2 separate regions of the Homo sapiens genome follow, and region 1 is linked to region 2. The links are chromatin loops, found by intact Hi-C in ENCODE. Cell type or tissue: heart left ventricle. All regions are shown on one strand. Each heading gives the region's core, and the rest is flanking DNA. Links, peaks and the distances in the headings are about the cores only. Region 1 has its middle 57 kb from the start of ZNF831. Region 2 overlaps ZNF831 (zinc finger protein 831).

Region 1 (10,825 bases), core at 1,872-9,871, 78 kb before region 2:
TCTACTTTATCCATTAAAGTTCTTAGCATGTTAATCATAGTTGTTTTCCATTCCCAGTATAACTCTAAGATCCCTGACATATCTGAGTTTGGTTTTGATGCTTGCTCTGCCTCTTTACATTGTGTTTTTTTTGTTTTTTTTTTTTTTTTTTTTTTTGCCTTTTAGTATGCCTTGTAATTTTTCTTGGTAGCTGGACATGATGTACTGGGTAAAAGGCAGTGCTATAAATAGGCCTTTAGTACTGTGGTGGTAAGCTACGGGGAGGGGAAGCCTTCTGTACTTTTCTGATTAGGCCATAGTCTTCTAGTGAGCCTGTGCCCTGGGACTGTGAGCTTCTCAAGTGTTTCTTGTTTTTTTTTTTTTTGGTCTCCCTTATATGGGACAGGATGGCTAGAACGTGCCGGAGTTGGGTATTTCCCTTTCTCCCTGTGGGGACTAGAGCCAGTTGGAGTTGGGTGTTTCCCTTCTCCCACGTGGAAGGCTAGAGTTGGCTGGAGTTGGTTATATCCCTTCCCGCAGGTCAGTTAGGCTCTGATAAGACCCTAGCTTGTTAGGCTCTGGTTAAATAGTTTCTCTTGAGGGCAGACCTTGTTAAGAAGAACATAATGCTCTAGAGTATTTTAAATGTTTACTTTTTTCCTTCCCCTGATGGAAACATAAGGGGATTTTTCTCCACTCTTGACTGTGAGAAACTGGTCCAGCTCTTGGAGGTAAAACTCATAAAAGTTTGGGTCCTTCTGGAGTTCTTTACTCTCAGACTTGTCTACACTGAGTCTCTAGCAATTTGTCACATACAGTTCAGGATTTCTAGTATTGGTTCCCATGGTAGAGGTTTCTGCTTATAGGTATCTGCTCCAATAGGTTGACATTTCTGTATCTGCCTGTCTGACTCCCCAGTTTTGAGGGCAGCACTTTGCTCTTTCACCTCACTTCTCTTATGGATCTAAGAGTTTGATTTTTCAGTTTGTCCAGCTTTGTATTTGTTGTTAGCTTGAAAGTTGTCACTCCAACCTCCTTACATCTTCTGCAATAAGGCTACAGAATGAAGTAACACAAGGCTCCTTCCTGCTGGGAGTTTCCTGTTGTGTAAAGAACCCAAAGAAGTAAACCATGATTACCCTGCAGTACAATATTGACCATGGCCAGTGTGTGGAAAACCAGTTGCCTCTGTCGGTACCAGAGCCTGATTCTGTAGGTTCAAATCCTTGTTGTACCACTTAATGTCTTTGTGGTCTTGGTCATGTGATTTAACCTGTCTAAGCCGTGGTTTCCTCCTCTGTAAAATGAGGATATTCATAGTTCCAGTTTCCTTGTGGGGATTACATGAGTTATCAAATGTAATGTGCTTAGCTCAATGCTTCATGAATCATCACTACTTGAAAAACCGTGATGGTGTTGTTGTTGTTATCAGTATACTCACGGTGTTAGGGAGAAAGAGAAGGGTACACCTAACTCTGAAGTTTTATAGAGGAGGTGATGTCTGAGAAGTGTTTTGAAGAATGAGTAGGAGTTTACCAGGAAGGTAAGGAAGAGAGTGTTCTGGGCAGAGGAAATGTTGCTGTGATTGTCATACTCATGGAAAGCAGACTGACATGTTTGGGAGCTATAGTCTAATCGGATTCAACATTGAATGAATATCTCTTCTGTGCCAGGCATGCTTCTAGATACTCAGATACAGTGGGGGAAACAGGCCTGGTGTCTGCTGACACTGCACTTAGATTTTAGTGAAGAGACAGTCAATGAACCAAGAAGCATAAGATACTTAAAATTTTAGGTAGTGATACATACTGTTTGCATAAATTTCCCTGGAAGCCCATTTTAATAAAATAGGGAGGTGGAGAGCTTATCAAGTAAAAGAACTCCCTAAACATTCTCTTGTCCAAAGGGAAGGGTGTGTGTGGTAGAGGATAGCAGTTGCAGTGAAAGAGCAGTGACGGGTGATGAAATCAGGGAGGAAGGAAGGCATCTCCCATAGGCATGAAGAAGCTTTCATAGGCAAAGATGTTGTCACTCTTAACTGTAGGTCAGTGATCCCCAAGCTTCTGTCTTTCATACATTTTTACCATATTTGCAGAAATTAAAATCTTCCCATTCAATTATTTATTTAAAGTTTCTATTTAAATTCACCTTTTAGCATTTAGAAAATAAATGCATGTATTTTCAGAAGGAAGCATTGTAGTATAGCTGTAAATGGAAGACCAGGCTTACCTGCCATGAAAGTAGCAATTGGAAAAATTAAAATTAAAAATGTTTATCTGTGCACTACCCAAAACCATCTTGAGTGGCACCTTTGGTGCACTCCTTGCATGCTTGGTCAATGATGAGGTGCTGGGGAGTCACAGAAAATGTTCAATAGAGAAGCAACGTGACTTTTGTTAGCCAATGGAGTCAGGGTGGAGAGGAGTTAGCAAGACATCAGGGATGCTGTCGCAGGTCGTGCCCCCAACTAAGGAAGTGTCAGGAGACAAAGCAAGACAGACAGATACAAAACATGCCTTGAGGTAGAATGGGATGGGGTGGAGGGGATGATGGAGAGGAACGAACCAAAGAAAATATCCAGATTTTTGGCTTTGGTATGAAGAAGCAAGTGTTTTCGTTTCTGTGTCATTTGAACTGTCTAAGGCAACATTACTGGCACCTGGGCTGATGAACAAACTTTGGAAGTTAAAGGGTGTTAGACCTAGAGCCGTGGGCTTCCATTCCAGGAGTGAGCCAAATATATTCATCCTGGGATAGGGCCCTCCCACTTCCTCTTCCTAAATGAATTATTTATATTCCAAAGGGCCTTAAGACATTGGGGAGCAAAGGGTTCTCTGTCTCTTTCTCTCTCAGGATGGGAGAGGTCCATAAGCTGTCATGTATAAGCTCCTAGATTCATAATTTTGGGGTTCTTCTCCTGCCATACAGATCCTGTCCATGAAGGGTGACAGCTGGTTCTCAGTGGGTCCCTGTAGGACACGGGGCACGGGAAATCAGCACAGTTACTGCTGTGAGTAGTCAGTTTGAGCTCTGCTCTAGGAACCCAAGTTTGCACTCAGGATAAAAATGAGTAACTATAGATATTAAAAACTTTTCAGGTAGCAAGTGACAGACCTCCCAACCTCTATAGATACAGAACTTCAGAGGTTTAAAAGCAATTTCCCGTGATGACCTCATTTGACCTTCTCGAAAGTTCAGAGCCAGCTGGGCAGACATGGGGCTCTTTTCAGATGGGGAACTTGAGGCTGAGAGGGGAAGGGATTTGCTAAAGGTTAGGCTGCTTGTACATAACAGAGCTGGCTTCTTCTAAGTCAGTGGTCCTCCATGGGGCTGATTCTGCCCTCCAGGGCACATCTGGCAATGTCTAGGGACATTTTTGGTTGTCACAGCTTTGGAGAGGATGTCATAGGCATTCAGGGAATGAAGGTCAGGGATGCTGCCGAACACCCTGCAGTGCATGGGATGGCCCCACAACAAATGTCCACTTTGCCAAGGTCGAGAGACAGTTCCAGAGACTTCCTGCCCCAGTCTTGTGCCTTTCTGTTACAGGGCAGCAGCCTCTCCTTTCTGCAACATCCACTTGGTCTTGATGAAAAATGAAACCAACCTGCCAATCATGTCTTACCGAAGTTACCTGCGGTGATGAATATAATAATTTTGAACTTTTCTTTAGCATATAAATAATCCCTGCCTTTATTATAATATTCTGCAGGATAATGTCTAACTCAGTCCTAACCAAGAGCATTATATTTGTATGTGTTTTCTTCAGGAGGCTATTATAATGAAATAAAAAGGCAGCAAAGCTCACTGGGAAAACAGCAGGCTGGGGCTGCCCTTGCGTTGGAAAGTGCTTAGGGGAGGGAAGGTTCATTCTTCTCTCACCAGCCTCCCACTGCCCTTCCCAGGGGACTCTCTGATGTGGAAAGCCCTAGAGTTCTCCAGCATTCTTCCCCGGGGCATCATGGCTCTGGCCATTCCTGTGATCCTGTCCTTCCATGCACAGCTCTTGGCAGGCCTCTTGACTTAGCCACGTGATCCCAACTGGGTGAAGGTGGATGTCCTTTGGCCCACACTTGTGGCTGCCAGGATATAGGTTTGGTGCAGAGATTTAATTTTTGGAGAGCTGAGAACTCGAAACTGGTGGATGGACATGGCTTCTTGGATGGCTGGCTTATCAAGAGCAGCTGGCCATTTATGATTTGTTAAGGGCTTTTGCTCTCTCCTGGCCTCAGCTTCTCTCTGGATCTTATCACAAACCTGTTATAGTTTCATTTGATTTGTTTCTTCGTTTATTTTTTTCCTCCCTTTTTGGTTATTGTTATTTTCCTGGGGTTTTGAGGATCAGACTGAGCAGGGTGAGGGAGCCAAGTTACCGCTTGGAAACCTCAGAGACAGCGAGATCAGATTTCAGGTCTAAGGTGAATTTGCTGTGGCCCAGAATATTCACTCTCTTTGTCTAGCAGCTCAATTCCCTAATTGCCCTAATTGCAGTGAGCTTCTTTTTATCTGCAGGTCAACAGGGATACCTCAGTGATGCATTTGACTTCTTAGGAGGTAAGATCAGCCCCCCACCCATCCCTTATTCTGAAGAGGAGGATGTTTTCCTTGAGTTCAAACCCTAGAGCCACATTCTACATCATAATTCCTTCTACACCATAATTCAACTCAATTCACAAAACAGGGATCCAGCTTCTGCTTTGAAAGTTCCCATGCTTACCATTAAGGACAAAACCACAATGGGCAAATGTGGAATCTTGGTTCTGGATTCTCCCTGCCCTGGGATGAAGAAAGGCATGGCGGTTGGCTGGAGAGCGCTGAGCCTCCCAGTTGAAGAGTTAGGGCCCTGCCAGTGACTATCCCACCCTCCCCTGTCTGATCCTTGCTGTCCTCTCTGGCTCTCATCCCTCTTCAACATGTCTTTTCCATCCTGTGCCACCATCTGAACACCTTGGTCGAATGCATCAGGCTACTGTCTGAATCTGGGACTCTGCACACACAGCATCTTCTGCCCAAGACATGTTCTCTTCTCTGGTCATTGACGTGACTCTTACTCATCTGTCGGGTGGGTGTCTGTTAGGGACTCAGCTGATTGCGTGTCACAGAAGATCCAAATAGGAGAAACTTCAGCAAGATAGGGGTTGACTTTTTTCTCTCGCAAAAAGAAGTCTGAGGGTAGACAGTTGAGGATGGTGTGCAGACACCTGGTCCAAGGGCTTTGCAACATTCCTGACCTTTCCCCCGCCTTTCTGTGTTGCAAGATGTCCGCTGCGGCTCCAACCATCAAGTTTTGGACTCAGGCAGGAAGAAGAGGAAAGGTAGGGGGCAAACCCGCAAGGACCACAAGCGTCTTTTAAGGAGGTTACCTTGAGGTCCATCCACCTGGCCGCTGCTGCTTACCTCTCATCTGCCAGAACTGTGGCACAGCTCTGCAGGGAGAGCTGGGAAATGTAGTTTTTCCTTTTTCAGCTGAGCACATAGTCCTTTCTTCCTCCCATTACTCTAAATATGGTTCTGCAAAGTATATTCAGAGAAGTGGAGCTTCTCATGTCCCATTCATGGCATTTTGTAAAATAGATTTTTATGACTTTACTACCTTTTAAAAAATAAATGGAGCATATTGTACATCCTTTTCTCCATCTTGCTTGTCTTTGCCTCACAATATATCCAGAAGAGTTCTCCCAACATGGTTGTGTTATTTTACATCCCCACCAGCAATATGTGGGAGGTGTACTTGGCCCACATCTTAGCCAGTATTTACTGCTGTCATTTTTTTTTTTTTTTTTTTTTTGAGACAGACTCTCGCTCTGTCGCCCAGGCAGGCGTGCAGTGGCACAATCCTGGCTCACTACAACCTCTGCCTCCCGGGTTCCAGTGATTCTCCCGCTTCAGCCTCCCGAGTAGTTCGGATGATAGGCGTGCGCCCCCATGCCTGGCTAATTTTTGTATTTTTTAGTGGAGATGGGGTTTCATCATGTTGGTTAGGCTGGTGTCGAACTCATGGCCTCAAGTGATCCGCCTGCCTTGGCCTCCCAAAGTGCTGGGATTACAGGCATGAGCCTCCATGCCCAGCCAGTGCTGTCAATTTTTAAAATTGTATTCACTCTAGTGTCTATAAAATTGTATAACACTGTGGTTTTAATTTTTATTTTCCTGTAACCTAATGATGTTGAGCACATTTTGATGTACTTTTTGACCATTCATGTACTTCCTTTTGTGAAGGTTCTGTTCGAGACATTTACCTATTTTTATTGGGCTGTCTTTTTATTACAAATTCATAATAATCCCTTAATTGTTCCTGAATCAGACAGGTATAGTATAGACATTTTCTATGAGTCTATGACTTGCCTATTCATTTTCTTACTGATGTCTTTTGAAGGATTGATATTTTAAATTATGATTAAATGTATCAGTTTTTCTTTAAAAAAATGTGGTCTGTTAAAGAAGGAGCTGTATTCATTTCCCAGGGCATCCCTAACAAATGGCCACAAACTGGGAGGCTTAGAACAACGGAAATGGTTTCCTTTGCAGTTCTGGAGGCTGGAAGTCTGAAATCAAGGTGTAGGCAGGGCTGTGCTCCCTCTGAAGGCTGTGGGGAAGGGTCTGCTCCAGACCTGTCTCCCAGCTGCTGGAGGCTGCCAGCAACACCTGCTGCTCCTGTGCTTACGGCTGTGCCACTCCAATCTCTGCCTCCATTGGCACCTGACCCTCTCCCCTGTGTGTCTTGTATCTTCTCTTCTGATAAGGATGCAAATCATATTAGATTAGGGCCTCCCCTACTTCTATGTAACCTTAACTAATTACATCTGCAATAACCCTCTTTCCAAATAAGGTCACATTCTGAGGTTCCAGGAAGAACATGAATTTTGGAGGGGCACTATCCAACCAAACATAGATATCAAGGCGAATGGCTAGGAAATTAACTGTCTCTTTATAAGGTTTCAGCTTAGCTTGTGAGCACTGAAAGCATCCCCTCCTTCACAGCATAGTAGCTAAATGGTAGTTGCCTGCTTCCTTGTCTGAATTCCTCGTGTGTCAGAGGGCAGGGAACTCTTACTTTGTTCCTCTCCCTGACCCCTGACTTTAAGTAACAGAAATCCTTAAATTGGCTGAAATTGTAAGGGAATTTATCTTCTTGGCCAACAGGAAGTCCATAGGTGGGTCAGCTCCAGGCTTCGGAGTTAGGGCCTTAGCTTTGCTCATGCCCTCCAGGATGTGTTAGCTTCAACTTCGGTCAGGAAGCAAGATGGCAGCTTCCATTTCAGATAAGCATTTGTAGAGGGGATATTTCCCAGACTTCCCCAGCCATGTCAGGCTAGGTCACATGTCCTTTTGTCAACCAGTTGCTGGTAAGGCCTGGCTTGGACTAATTACTTAGGGGTCACCTGACGTTGGGGATTCAATCAACAAGACCCTTTCCCTGTATGAATGACTATATTCTTGTTGCACTGTTGAGCCTGGGACACTGCTGTGCCCATGGTGGCTTCTTGATTGTGTGGTGACCTTGAAGGCTCCAAAGGCCCTGCTCAAAGCCCTAGAGGCATTTTGCAGGATCATGCGAACCAATGGAAACACGTTTTCCTTTGGCTTGGGCCAGCATCTCCTCATGACCACAGCTCCATGCCAGTACTCCTGGAGGTCAGTTGAGGGGACAACTTGATGTTCTTTCTTGGCAGGAACCAACTTTCTTTCTTGGAAAGTTACATGTTCCTGAGCTGGAGCTTCACAACTGCTCTGAGGTCAGGGTTGTGGGTGAACAGGCTCCACTGGGCTCTGAGTGAGTGTGGCTTGGCCTGGAATTAAGTCAGGGACAGACATCTGCCCCCATTAACTCAGGATTTTGGCTTTGACTGGTTAGCCGAGGAAGGGGTGTGGAGGACTGGAGATGACCAGTGATTTTTGCAAGCCAAGAAACTGCAGGACAAGGTCAGTCTTTATTTAGACCTATTTCTGCAGGAATAAAGAAGGTGGTGATGGTGTTTCTACTTCTAAAATAAGAGCAGAGTGAGTAAATTCTCTTTGGGGAACACTTAGCCATTGACCTATTACTTCCCTACCTGAACCTTTTCAGCCAGCTGAGGGGGGTGAGATGTTGATCCCAATTGCATGTCAGGGGTGTCTGCCTTTCCCTTGCTTAGAACAGCCCCCTTATTCATCTGGGCCCTCCTCGTTTTGTGATGAAAGATTCAAAAATTAGGAAAAAAAATGATGCTGGAAATTATAGCTAAATGTACAAAGCACTTACTATGTGGTCAAGGCTATATGTGGGATATCTCATTTACTCTTGACAGAAAATACTAGCACGAAGTAGATAGTCCTATAATTCCCCATTTTACAGTTGCTGTACTCAAAGATGAGAAAGGTAACGTCACCTGCTCAGAACCCTATAGCTGGGACATGGTGGGGTCAGGATTTGAACTCAGGTCTTACTGATTCTAAAGTCTGAGCTGTTGCCTCCCAAAAGCCAGCTGCCATTCTTTTGTCACCTCTCTAATTTCTCCAAATAGTGAATTTTCATGGGAAAATGGGAATAGTTCTTCCCACTGGCATCCTTTAGTTCAACCATAGCTAAGTAATAAAAATGTGCATTTTTCTCATAAGACACAACAACTCTTAATGTATTATGTGTAAGAGAGAAAGGTAGGAAATGACCAAATGTCCATCAATAGTGGACAAGCTGAGTAAACTATGGTAAATCCAAACAGTAGGGTACTATACAGTTGTAAAAAAAAGTGATGAATATCTTCATATATTTATATGGAGTAGCTTCCAGTGTATATCGTTAATTGGGAAAAAACCTGGTGTAGGATAGCATTAATAGTAGTCTCCTTTTGTGTAACGAGGGGAGAACATATATATATTCTATTCTCTATGTAAGAATATGTTTTATTCTTTTAAATATATATTAGAATACATTTTAAATATATACTTAATATATAAATATATATTTATAAATATTTAATATATTTAAATAAATAATATTTAAAACATTAAATATATTTTAAATACATTAATATATTACAATATATTTTAAAATATGAATGTATATAAAGAATTTTTATAAAAGAATGAAAAGATAAACCAAAAAATTACTTAACATGGATACCTAGATGGGGGGAGGAAATTGGGTGAAGGAGGCAGACATGAAAGAGACATGTGAGAAGGTACCTCATTTTATAGAATTGGCTTTGGAGCCCTGTACATATTTCACATAGTTAAACATGAAAATTAAAAAATAGCAACACTTAAAAATTGAAAACAAATTGTAATAAGTGAATCTAGGTGAATGTTAAAATGGTGCTCAATTGCACACACAAAAAATTATTTCAAATGACTTTTAAACACAGTATTTGAACTGTTTATCCCTGGGAGAATAATCCTTAAGACCAAGGGAACTGTAAAAAAAAATCTTAACTAGTATTCAAAAGCCTTATTTTAAGTAATAATATTGGCATTGCTGTTTTGAAACTATTATATGATAATGTAGGTTAAAGTAAGTGGAAATTATGTTAATAACTTTAGGAACCAAATTTTCAGTATAAAAGTAAATATATGTACATATAAAATCCAAAGATGTTCAATAAAGCCCTAAAATCTTAAAATTTAAATAAAATGTATCAGTATAAATTCATGAGTTACCTTTCCCTTTCTAAAACAACAACAACAAAAGCCCCTTACATATTTCTTTTTTTTTTTTTTTTTAACTTGTCACTGATGAAGCTCAGACAATCCTTTACGTATTTTTTAACTCTGTCCATGGAAAAGTCCTGGAAATGACTAACCCAGTAGTGTTTAGCAATCACATGTCCAGATTATGGTCTCTAAATATCATTTTCCACAAAATGAACCAGAGTTCCTTAGAGAAATAGCCAGTTCCAGGTCTGGAGCAGGACCTATGCAAGTTGGACATGTGAATTTTTGTTCTGCCAGAAAGCAAGAAAGCTATAAAAGATTAATGGAATCATGTCAAAAGGAAGTAGGAGCTAACACCATGGGCTTCCACTGGCAAAGAGGGGTCAACTTGAACAATAAAAAAGAATAATGATTGCAATTGTTTGAAGCAAATCAATTATTGCCAAAGTGATAATGAGAAAACAACTCTTTGGTTGCTCCTGAACATTGATAAGGCACTAACTTATTCTGAAAATTTATAAGCAAAGAAATAAGCTTTTATACTGCCTTATTGTGCCAACTGTATTTTGTGGTAAAAAGGTGATGAGGGAAAGTTCTTTGTAAAATAAATGAAGGAGGCCGGGTGTGGTGGCTCACAGCTGTAATCCCAGCACTTTGGGAGGCTGAGGTGAGCTGATCACTTGAGTCCAGGAGTTCTAGACCAGTCTGGGCAATATGGCAAAACCCTGTCTCTACAAAAAATACAAAAAGGAGCTGGGTGTGGTGGCATGCACCTGTAGTCCCAGCTACTCAGGAGGCTGACGTGGGAGGATCACCTGAGGCCAGGAGGTTGAGGCTGCAGTGGGCTGTGATTGCACCACTGCACTTCAGCCTGGTTTGGAGTGAGACCAGCCTGGCTGGAGTGAAACAGAGTGAGACCCTGTTTCAAAAAACAAGAGGAAGAAGAAGGAATAGTAGAATTATCACTGTTTGCTATCCCTAATGAAATAACACATCTAGGCAACAATCCTGGATGCTGCTGAAACCATTAGCTACAAAGCCAGTGGAGAGAATGGGGAGATCTAAGGGGGATGAACCAGGCTAACAGCACTTAAACCCACTTATCAATCTTAGCATCATTAGAAGTGAGGTATTCCAACATTACGCACCTCCTGATGGGATACAATAGTAAGTACGCAGCACCGCGTATATTCTTAAAGAAACTTGAACTTGAATC
Region 2 (10,825 bases), core at 960-8,959:
CCAGTCTATCACTGATGGGCATTTGGGTTGGTTCCAAGTCTTTGCTATTGTAAATAGTGCTGCAATAAACATATGTGTGAATGTATCTTTATAGTAGAATGATTTATAATCCTTTGGGTATATACCCAGTCATGGGATCGCTGGGTCAAATGGTATTTCTGGTTCCAGATCCTTGAGGAATCGCCACATTGTCTTCCACAATGGTTGAACTAATTTACACTCCCACCAACAGTGTAAAAGCATTCCTATTTCTCCACAGCCTTGTCAGCATGTGTTGTTTCCTGACTTTTTAATAATTGCCATTCTAACTGGCACGAGATGGTATCTCATTGTGGTTTTGATTTGCATTTCTCTAATGACCAGTGATGATGATCTTTTTTTCATATGTTTGTTGGCCGCATAAATTGTTTTCTTTTGAGAAGTATCTGTTCATATCCTTCGCCCACTTTTTGATGGGGTTGTTTTCCTCTTGTAAATTTGTCTAAGTTCCTTGTAGATTCTAGATATTAGACCTTTGTCAGATGAGTAGCTTGCAAAAATTTTCTCCCATTCTGTAGGTTGCCTGTTCACCCTGATGATAGCTTCTGTTGTTGTGCAGAAGCTCTTTAGTTTGATTAGATCCCATTTGTCAATTTTGGCTTTTGTTGCAATTGCTTTTGGTGTTTTAGTCATAAAGTCTTTGCCCATGCCTGTGTCCTGAATGGTATTGCCTAGGTTTTCTTCTAGGGTTTTTATGGTTTTGGGTTTTACATTTAAGTCTTTAATCCATCTTAATTTTTGTATAATGTGTAAGGAAGGGGTCCAGTTTCTGCTTTTTGCATATGGCTAGCCAGTTTTCCCAGCACCATTTAATAAATAGGGAATCCTTTCCCCATTGCTTATTTTTGTCAGGTTTGTCGAAGATCAGATGGTTGTAGATGTGTGGTGTTATTTCTGAGGTCTCTGTTCTGTTCCCTTGGTCTATATATCTGTTTTGGTACCAGTACCATGCTGTTTTGGTTACTGTAGCCTTGTAGTATAGTTTTTCTCATTCTGTGAAGAAAGTCACTGGTAGCTTGATGGGAATAACATTGAATCTATAAATTACTTTGGGCAGTATGGCCATCTTCATGATATTAATTTTTCCTTTCCATGAGCATGGAATGTTTTTCCATTTGTTTGTGTCCTCTCCTATTTCCTTGAGCAGTGGTTTGTAGTTCTCCTTGAAGAGGTCCTTTATGCCAATCTTATTCTGCATGCCAGCCCAGGCTTCCCTGTTCTCTCTGTCTTTCTTCACTGGAAGGAATATACTTCTCAACTCCTTGATCTTGGGTGAATCCCTCCATCTCTCAGCGCCTTATTCCTCTTGTTAGATTAATAACAGCACCTCCCTGCTGCGTGGATTAGATGGCTTAGGGCATGTGTAGACCTTGGGCCTGTGGCCTGGACATGGTGTCACATAAAGGTCAGCTCCCTGTGCTGTGAACCTGCAAAGCTTAGGCAGAAGATGTCTCAGGCAGATCAAGGTAATACTGATGGGCTTGGGAAAAAGAAAAAGAGAAAATTAGCTGAATAATTTTCAGCAGATTTTTCCCATTTTGCATTATGCTGTGATCAGTGCTTATAGGTAGCATCTGTTTAATCCTCGTTATCCACATTTTACAAATGAAAATCCTGAGGTTAGGGAACTTGCTGAGCTTCACAGGGAGGGGGTAAGTGGCAAAACCAGAACTCAAACCCAGGCTTTTTTCTTCTTCCACCAAGAAGACAGGGGACGGGGATGGCTGAGCGCAGCTGGCAGGCCCTCCCTCTTGCCAAAGCCAACCTGACATCAAGCTTCTCCTTCCACACATCTGCAACCGATTGACCATCTACAGGGAAACCACGTAATTTGTGTATGAAAATTAGGCAATTGCAGGGGACACTCCTCTCCTCCAACTTGCCTAAGCTTTCTGCACACTGTGTGTTTGTTTGTAAACTCTCTTCTGGCCTGCTCCTTTATCATAATTGTTTAGGCAAAACATATTTTGTCACTAAACAGAATGAATTTGGGTGAAGTCATAGTGGGAACTAACATGTGTTTGGCCCTGACAGGAAGTGGGCAGCCTCCCCTGCTTTTAGGGAGGCGTTGTTTCTAACCAGCTATTCTCACCCTCAGAGACCCTTCCAGACCCTTCTAGAATCTGACAAAAGTTAGGGCTGCTCTTGCTCTCTGGGAACATTCACCTGCGCACATAAGGTAAGTTGTAATTTCCCTTTGGGTCCTGGCTGGCCTAGATGCACATTCAAGTGGGTGGGCGACTGAGAGGGGTTTCAATGTGGGGCCATTTACCAAGTGTGGGCCTGGTTCTGGGAAGTTGGGGCACCTGAGGGCTGGCAGCAGTGGGGGAGTGTTACCCACTCCAGGCATGAGAGGCCAACGTGGGAACCGTGGTTGGACCTAGAGAGGGCCACCTAACGAAAGTCTGTCCCTGAGTAGAGGGACAAAGGCCACCTTGGAGCCAGGCCTGACCTTACCCTCCTGCCTGGACTTGCCAGCACCTCCCTTTGGGCAAGCCTAGCTGGGTGCTAGTGGACTAGGGAGCATGTTGCTGCAGCCTTGCAGGTACAGGGTCTACACCAAGGGTGTATCAGGTGAAGACTGTAAGTTAGGCAGGTGCTTTTCAAAGTAGAGGACCATACCACTCAGGTGTGCGAGAGCATGCATGGTGGCCTACAGATACATATTTGAAAAATTTTAATAGGTATTTATGTTAATGGTTCGTAGGGAAAATTGATCTTCTCTTTTTGGTGATGATTGATTCAGTATCCCCACCGCCCGCTTTTATGCCCAATTATTACAAGTATTTATTTCTTTTGGCCCCCTCGTTCCTGCAGTAGGCAAAACATGACATCATGGTTTATACCTTGCATTTCTTGGCTGATGAGGATAACTATCTTTTCACATCTCTTTTAAAAAACTGTTTTGATTTAAAACAATTTTCGAAGTTAATAGACAATTTTTAAGAGTAGTTTTAGGTTTGCAGAAAAATGAGGAGAAAGTACAGAGACCTCCCATCCACCTCTTTCAGCCTGTGTCCCCACTGTTTTCCCTGTTGTGAGCATCTTGCAAATGAGGGTGGTGCATTGGTTGCAACTGGTGAACCCACTGAGAGACACCAAAGTCCATAGTCTACACTAGGGTTCTCTCTTGGTATTGCATGTTCCATGAGTTTTGACAAATGTATAGTGGCAAGTATTTGGTATTACAGGATCAGAACAATCCCTTTCACTCCACCCACCTCTTCATCCCCTCCTCCCCCAACCCCTGGCAACCCCTGACCTTTTCACTGTCTCCATAGTTTTGCCTTTTCCAGAAGGTCATACAGTTGGAACCACACAAGACAAAGTCTTTTCAGATTGGCTTCTTTCACTTAGGAACATGCATTTAAGTTTCCTCTCTGTCTTTCTGTGGCTTGCCAGCTTATTTGCTAGCTTATTTCTTTTTATCGATGAATAATATTCCATTGTCTGGATGTGTGTTTACTGATGTTTACTGAAGGACATCTTGCTCACGTCCAGGTTTTTGCAATTACAATGCTGATGTTTACATCAGTGTGCAGGTTTTTGTGTGAATGTCAGTTTTCAACTCACTGGGCAATGATATAGTTCCTCTTCCTCCCTCCCCCCTTTTTTTTTACTTTCTGAAAATTGCGATACAACATACATAAAATATAACACTTTCACCATTGTGAAGCATACAGTTCAGTGGCATGAAGTGCATTCACATTGCATGCATCCCTTTTAAAGCAATGGTGTTCTAGGCATGAGGCTCTACACAGGTAGGGTGGGGACTGAGTAACAGCGTAAGTGGTCCCCATACGTGGCGGAGTGGGTGATGGTGGTCCAGGATGAACGGAAGTTTGGGAAACTTGTAACTACACCAGCCATCTTAGTACCCAAGTTCTATCTGCTAAACGTATCCAATATGCTTCTCCATGGCCTTCTCTTTCGGGGCCCTAAATGTAAATTCTAAAAACCTACTTATGGCATTTTCATGTTCTCTCTTTGCCCAGGCTCATTTGTGGTTTGCTTTTGCAAAGGAGGGCTTGGGAAATTGTCACTTCTTCTCTTCAAGTTTCTCCCACCTCTTTGTTCCCCTCTCCTCCATAAAGCTGCACATTTGCGCCAAAAGATATAACTGTTTGTGGGGGGGAATTGGGAGGAGGTGGGGAGCTGCACACGCGGCAGATGAGGGATGCGCCAAGTTCCCTGCGTGTGGGAGCCTGGGGATGGCAACAGGGTGAGGGCTTGGCATTCAGTCCAGGTGACCAAGGGGCTGTCCCGGACCCTTCCCTCGCTCAAAGAGGTAAGCCTTCTAGCGAGCTGCTTTCCCAGCCCCGGCCCCCAGCTTCCCCATCAGTCCAATGGGGACAATAGGACTTGCCATCTCCTTGATTCAGAGTGAGCAAAATTATCTGCAGCTTTTTGAGGTTTTCCTGAGAAAAGCGTCATCTCCCTCGAGGAAGGTGTTAGTCAGCTGTCATCTTGCCAGCAGGGATCAGCTGTTACTCAAAGGCGTCAATTTCGCAGTGATCACAGAACAGGCTGCAGAGAGCACAAAATGATCATCGTGGCAGGTGTGTCGGAAACATAGCGCTCTTTTCCTGGCATTTCTACTTTGAAGCCCCAAGCCTCCCACCCTATGAGAGTCAGTTCTGGGCTCCTTTTCCTCCTCCCCCTACCCCCAGGTTGGGCTAAAGTTTTTGGGGGGCACATGATACTCAGCCCTCAGCTCCCCAGGCAGGCCCCCACTGAGACACCCCTCGGGTGACAACCCCCTCAATTTGGCCCCATTTTCCCAGTCACTTCAGGGCCTTTCTGGGTGCTCTGAAATTCGTCCTGCAGCGAGAGCTCTGCGTGTGCCTCGTCCTCCTGCCTGGACGCACACTCCGGGCTGTTGATGCTCTGTGTCCTGGCACCCCTCTTTCCAGACTGCCCTGGGGAATGGAGCAGGAATTGCCACTGAGGCAGGAGCTGGACGGACTTATTTCTCCCTTCCTCCCTTCCGTGACCTCCCCACCCATGACCATTATAACCGGGGGATCAGGACAGGAGGCTTGTACTCATCCAGTTTCCTTAGGGTTTGGGGCTTTTGGAATTAAAACGCCTTTACTGAGTTTCTGCCACAGGAAGACAGAAGCCCTGCTCACCTATTCTCCGACTCAGCATTTAAGAGCCAACTGCAGGCAGTGCTTCTGTGTCTGATGGCTCCCTGTGGCCACAGAGCCTACCCCGTGCATTCATGCGTGCAGCTGGAAATGCCAGGACATGGCTGCTCCCACAGGCAGTCCCGATGCAGGCAGCTCACTTGCCCCTGGGGTGCATGTTCTACATGATCTCCTGGTGTCCCCCAGTGGGATTAAGCTCCAGTCACCCACAGTGGGGACTTGCTGGACATTTTGTAGCCTCCTTCACCCCCAGCCTTCCCATTTCCTTACAAGTGTTTCCTGGGATCACCTCCCAAATAAAATACTTGGGAATGGAATCCTTTTCTCAGGAACCCACCCCGAGACAGCATCCCTTGCTAGAGGCGATGCATGGAGACTGCTGAGCTGACGGATGGGGGAAGAGACAAGGGTAGGAGGAAGACAGGGTGGGGGAGGAACCGGTAGTTAATAGTTCAAAATATTATGGCGTATAATTGAAAACTGAAATAAATGGAGCGCTTACTCTGTGCTGGGCACAGCACTTGGTGTTTTCACATAACTTATTTCATCTGAACCTCCTGGTGGCTCTGCCCCAATGCCACTGTTCTTAGAGATGAGGAAACAGTCTCAGGGCCACCCTCTAGCAAGATGGTTAAGCAGAGACAGAAATTCAGGCCTACTGGTCTCCTGGGGAGGTTCCTGAAATTCTCAGCTAGTAGAAAGGTTGCAGCGTCTTGAGGTAAGCCTTTATCTTCCATTCCTATTAGCTCTTATCCGTTCTGGCAGCTACCTGTTAATCTCTAAAGATTCCTGCCTTTACATCTTTCCTTAAACAATTAGAACGTCTCAGATTGTTTTGAAGCCAGGGGCTCTTGCAGATGGCCTAGTGTGGTGAGGTTCATAATGAGACCAGAGGTTTAGGAGAGGGACAGAGAGTGGGTGCAATGGTCTTCTGGGTCCTCCCTTCTGCTCAGTGATGTGCTGGTAAATGTTGAGACTGGCTTTCAGGATGAAAAAAAAAAAAAAGGACTGACTTGTAGCATTTGCTGATTTTTGTGGTGTCAGTGCTTCCACTGTGGCCAGTTCAAGCTGTGAACATGATGCTACTGATGCTGAGGTTGGGAAGAGCCAGAGGTGTGACGTTCCACACTGCCAGGAAGCGTTCCCACCACACCAGCACATCCCACATAAATGGCCCCAAGATCCCTGAGAATGGAAGATGCCATAGAATCCTTAGCAGTGGTGAGCTCTGAGTATGTAGGAGCTGGTGTGAACTGGATGTTTCTTCCCCCCAGCTCCAAATCTACATGTAAAATCCTCACTCCCCATGTGATGGTATTAGGAGGTGGGTCCTTTGGGAGGTGGTCAGGTCATGACGTGGAGCCCTCATGAGTGGAATGAGTGCCTTATAAAGGGGACCCCAGAGAGCTCCACTGGTCTTTCCGTGATGTGAGGGGGCAGCAAGAAGACGGCCATCTAGGTACCAGGATGCAGGCCCTCACCAGGCACTGAACCTGTCTTGGACTTAAACTTGATCTTGAACTTCCCGTCTCCAGAGCTGTGTGAAATAAATATTTGTCATTTAAGCCACCCAATCTAGGGTATTTTTGTTATAGCAGCCCAAAGTACTTTTAAAAAATTGAGTACCTTTGCTCAATGAAGACAATACTTTAAAAAAAAAATTGAGACAGTACCTGTTTACAATTGAGGTAAAATTCACATAACATTAAATTCACCATTTTAACTATTTGAAAGTGAACAATTCTATGGCACTTAGTACATTCATAGTTTTACAAACTACCACCTCTGTCTGGTTCCAGAACATTTTCATCACCCCAGAAGGAAACGTTGTACCCAGTTAAAGCCTCATTCCCCATTCTCCCCCTCCTCTGGCAACCACTATAATTTGTTTTCTGTTTCCGTGAGTTTGTCTATTCCAGTTTCTTCATACAAATGCAATTATAAAACACGTGATATTTTGTGTCTGGCTTCTTTCATGCAGCATGACGTTTTCAAGGTGCATCCATGTTGTAGCATGTGCAAGCACTTTGTTGCTTTTTATGGCTGATTACGATTCTACGGTACTGTATATTGCCGTTTGTCTATCCACTCATCAGCTGATGGACATTTCTGTCATTTCTCTCTTTTGACTATTTTGAATAAAGCTACTGTGAACATGCACGTACAAATTTTTGTTTGAATACCTGTTTTCAATTCTTTGGGGTATATACCTAGACGTAGAATTGCTGGATCCTATGGTAATACATGTTTAACTTTTTGAGGAACTACCCAGTTGTTTTTAAAGTGGCTGCATCATTTTATATCCCCACCAGTCGTGTTTATGGGTTCTAAATTCTCCACATCCTCACCAACACTTGTTATTTTATTGCTTATTAGTTTATTATTATTATTTACCATAGCCATGGTTGGTGTGAAGTCCTATCTCATTGTGGTTTTGATTTACATTTTCCTAATAGCTGATGGGATGAAGCATCTTTTTATGTGCTTTTTGGGCATTTGGAGAAAAAAAATCTATTCAAGTCCTCTGCTCATTTTTAAATTGGGTTGTTACAAAAATTATCTGGGTGTGGTGGTGCACGCCTGTAGTCCCAGCTACTCAGGCGGCTGAGGCATGAGAATCGCTTGAACACGGGAGGCGGAGGTTGCAGTGAGCTGAGATCATGCCACTGCATTCCAGCCTGGGCGACAGAGTGAGACTCCATCTCAATAAATAAATAAATAAATAAATAAATAAATTGGGTTGTCTTTTGTTATTGCATTGTAAGAGTTCTTTGTATATTCTGGATATATCATGCATATAATTTGCAAATATTTTCTCCCATTCCGTGGACTGTTTTTTCACTTTCTTGAAAGTATCCTTTGATGAACCAAAGTTTTAGATTTTGAAGTCAAATTTATTTTTCTTTTGCTGCATGTACTTTTGGTGTCATATTTTAAAATCCATTGCAGCCGGGTGTGGTGGCTCATGCCTATAATCCCAGCACTTTGGGAGGCTGAGGCCAGTGGATCACCCGAAGTCAGGAGTTCGAGACCAGCCTGGTCAACATGGTGAAACCTGGTCTCTACTAAAAATACAAAAATTAGCTGGGCATGGTGGCGCACACCTGTAATCCCAGCTACTCAGGAGGCCGAGGCAAGAGAATAGCTTGAATCCAGGAGGCAGAGGTTGCAGTGAGCTGAGATCGCACCACTGCACTCCAGCCTGGGCAACACAGCAGGACGCCATCTCAAAAAAAAAATAAAAAAATAAAAAAATAAAAAAATCCATTGCTAAATCCAAAAAAGTCATGAGGTTTTAATCCTTTGTCTTCTAAGAGTTTTATAACTTTAGTGCTTACATTTGAGACTGTAATCAATTTTAAGTTATCCAGTTGTCATTTATTTGTTTTTAACATTATTTGATTGTAAGTTTATGTAACGTATCTTTTAATTAGGGCTGTGTTTCACAGCTGGCTTGCGCAATTTTTGAAAATTTAACAATCAGCTCTCTTGAGCCAGTATGAGTGGTATGAGCCAGCTCAATGTGCTGCTACTTCTATGTTTTTTATTATTTTTAAATTTTTATTTATATATTTTTTGAGACAGAGTTTCACTTTCTCACCCAGGCTGGAGTGCAGTGGTGCGATATTGGCTCACTGGAACCTCCACCTCCAGGATTCTAGCAATTCTCCTGCCGTATCCTCCTGAGTAGCTGGGATTACAGGCTCCTGCCACCATGCCCGGCTAATTTTGTATTTTTAGTAGAGACGGGGTTTCACCGTGTTGGACAGGCTGGTCTTGAACTCCTGACCTCAGGTGATCCGCCCGCCTCGGCCTCCCAAAGTGCTGGGATTACAGGCGTGAGCCACCATGTCCAGCTGTGCTACTACTTCCGCCACACCCTGCTTAGAACCCCTTACTGCTAACGGCTGGAATGTGGTTGTTTTCTTGGGGAACGGAGCTGGGGATGGGTGAAATGTGCTTATGGAGCTCCTTGGTGATGGGTATCTGTGGAAAAAGGATCTGGGGACCCCTGATTCTCTAGTCACAGGCCTGTCCAGAATTTCCTTCTTGCATCTGGCTTTTCCTTTGTGATGTGAAGAGCATAGCTGGACCTCTCTTGCTCCCTCCCCTAGGATTTGCCAAGCTACTCCTCCTGGCTTAGAGGGAACCAGTTTTGTCCTAACTCAGTCTGGAGGGGCTTTGGAAGCCCCACCTTTGAGCAGAGACCTAAGTCTTGTCTTGAGGCTGAGGAAGTGCTCCTTTTCCTAGTGGTGTCACCAGATCAAATACAGGATGCCCAGCCACATTGGAATTTCAGATAAGCAGCGCTCAGTGTTTCCGTATAAGCATGGCACGTGTGAGATTTGGGACATACTTATACCAAAAGTAATTCTCATGCAATATTTGGGACATACTCCCACTAAAGAACTATGCATTGTTTATCAAATTTAACTGGGAGTCTTGGATTTTTGTTTGATAAATCTGGCAAGCCTTTCCTTGCGTCAGTTTTTTTTCTTGCTGTCTTCATCCTGCAGCAGAGACTCAGAACCTCAGAGTGGGAAGGCCCTGATTCCTTGCCCATTTTGCAGATCTGGAAACAGTCCCAGAGAAGAAAAGGGATTTGTGCAAGTGCACGGAATCACTGTGAACTTCGAGGACCTTGAACAAGCTGCATGACTTTTTCATGAAGTCAGCACACTTTCTGAGTGTCTCTGCATGTGGCACTGTGCTGGTGCCAGGGGATGATGGTGGCAAACCTGCCATGGACCTGTGCAGATGGCATGTTAAATAAGAGACAGGATTCAGACAGATCTGGGTCCAAATCCCGCTTTGCCACATGTCAGCTTGCATGACAAGTTACTTCGCTGTCTGAGCCTCAGCTTTCCCTTTTGGATGAGAGTACCTTCCTCTCGCTTGGGATGAGAGTACATTCCTTAGGGGATTGTCAGGCTTCCGTTGGGTGATGAAGTGCTTGGTGCAGGGTAGGCAAGATTTACTGCATGAGGAGAGAGGAGAGGTGCCCATGGTAAAGTTTGGTTGTTGTCTGCAGGTTTTCCAGCATTGTGGGCCATCCAGATGATGCGGAATGGAGGTTCCAGAACCCACCTGCCCTGCCCCTCCTGCGAGGGACCAGCCAGCTCCCACTCCTGGCCCTCCAGGGGCCCCAGGTGGCCAGGCCTCACCTCACCTGACCCTGGGCCCTGTCCTTCTGCCGCCAGAGCAGGGCCTGGCCCCCCCCACTGTGTTCCTGAAGGCCCTGCCCATCCCACTGTACCACACGGTGCCTCCCGGGGGCCTCCAGCCCCGCGCCCCGCTAGTGACGGGCAGCCTAGATGGGGGCAACGTGCCCTTCATACTCAGCCCTGTGCTGCAGCCTGAAGGGCCTGGCCCCACCCAGGTGGGGAAGCCGGCGGCCCCTACGCTGACGGTGAACATCGTGGGCACTCTGCCTGTCCTGTCGCCGGGCCTGGGCCCCACGCTGGGCAGCCCAGGCAAGGTGCGGAATGCGGGCAAGTACCTGTGTCCGCACTGTGGTCGCGACTGCCTGAAGCCCAGTGTTCTAGAGAAGCACATCCGGTCCCACACGGGTGAGAGGCCCTTCCCGTGTGCCACCTGCGGCATCGCCTTTAAGACCCAGAGCAATCTCTACAAGC

Evidence for each region. Peaks named below come from ENCODE experiments on the same cell type or tissue, not always from the same donor. Only the 100,000 strongest peaks of a DNase experiment are listed, where the experiment ranks them.
Region 1: a loop joins it to region 2, with 2.1 times the contacts of the local background. A loop is called at or near these places in 4 of 110 quality-filtered maps.

What each region holds. Positions count from the first base shown.
Region 1 is chr20:59,101,839-59,112,663 of GRCh38, forward strand. No RefSeq gene overlaps it. Among named protein-coding and RNA genes, the nearest start is that of ZNF831, 57 kb to the right of the region's middle. RefSeq lists an enhancer at 4,225-4,726. In heart left ventricle, for the core only: no CTCF peak of the experiment used is centred there; no DNase peak of the experiment used is centred there.
Region 2 is chr20:59,180,763-59,191,587 of GRCh38, forward strand. It overlaps ZNF831 (zinc finger protein 831), which reads left to right. Exons shown (of 6, transcript NM_178457.3): 2 at 10,222-10,825. The coding sequence starts at 10,258. Among named protein-coding and RNA genes, the nearest start is that of ZNF831, 22 kb to the left of the region's middle. In heart left ventricle, for the core only: no CTCF peak of the experiment used is centred there; a DNase peak (open chromatin) is centred at 4,306.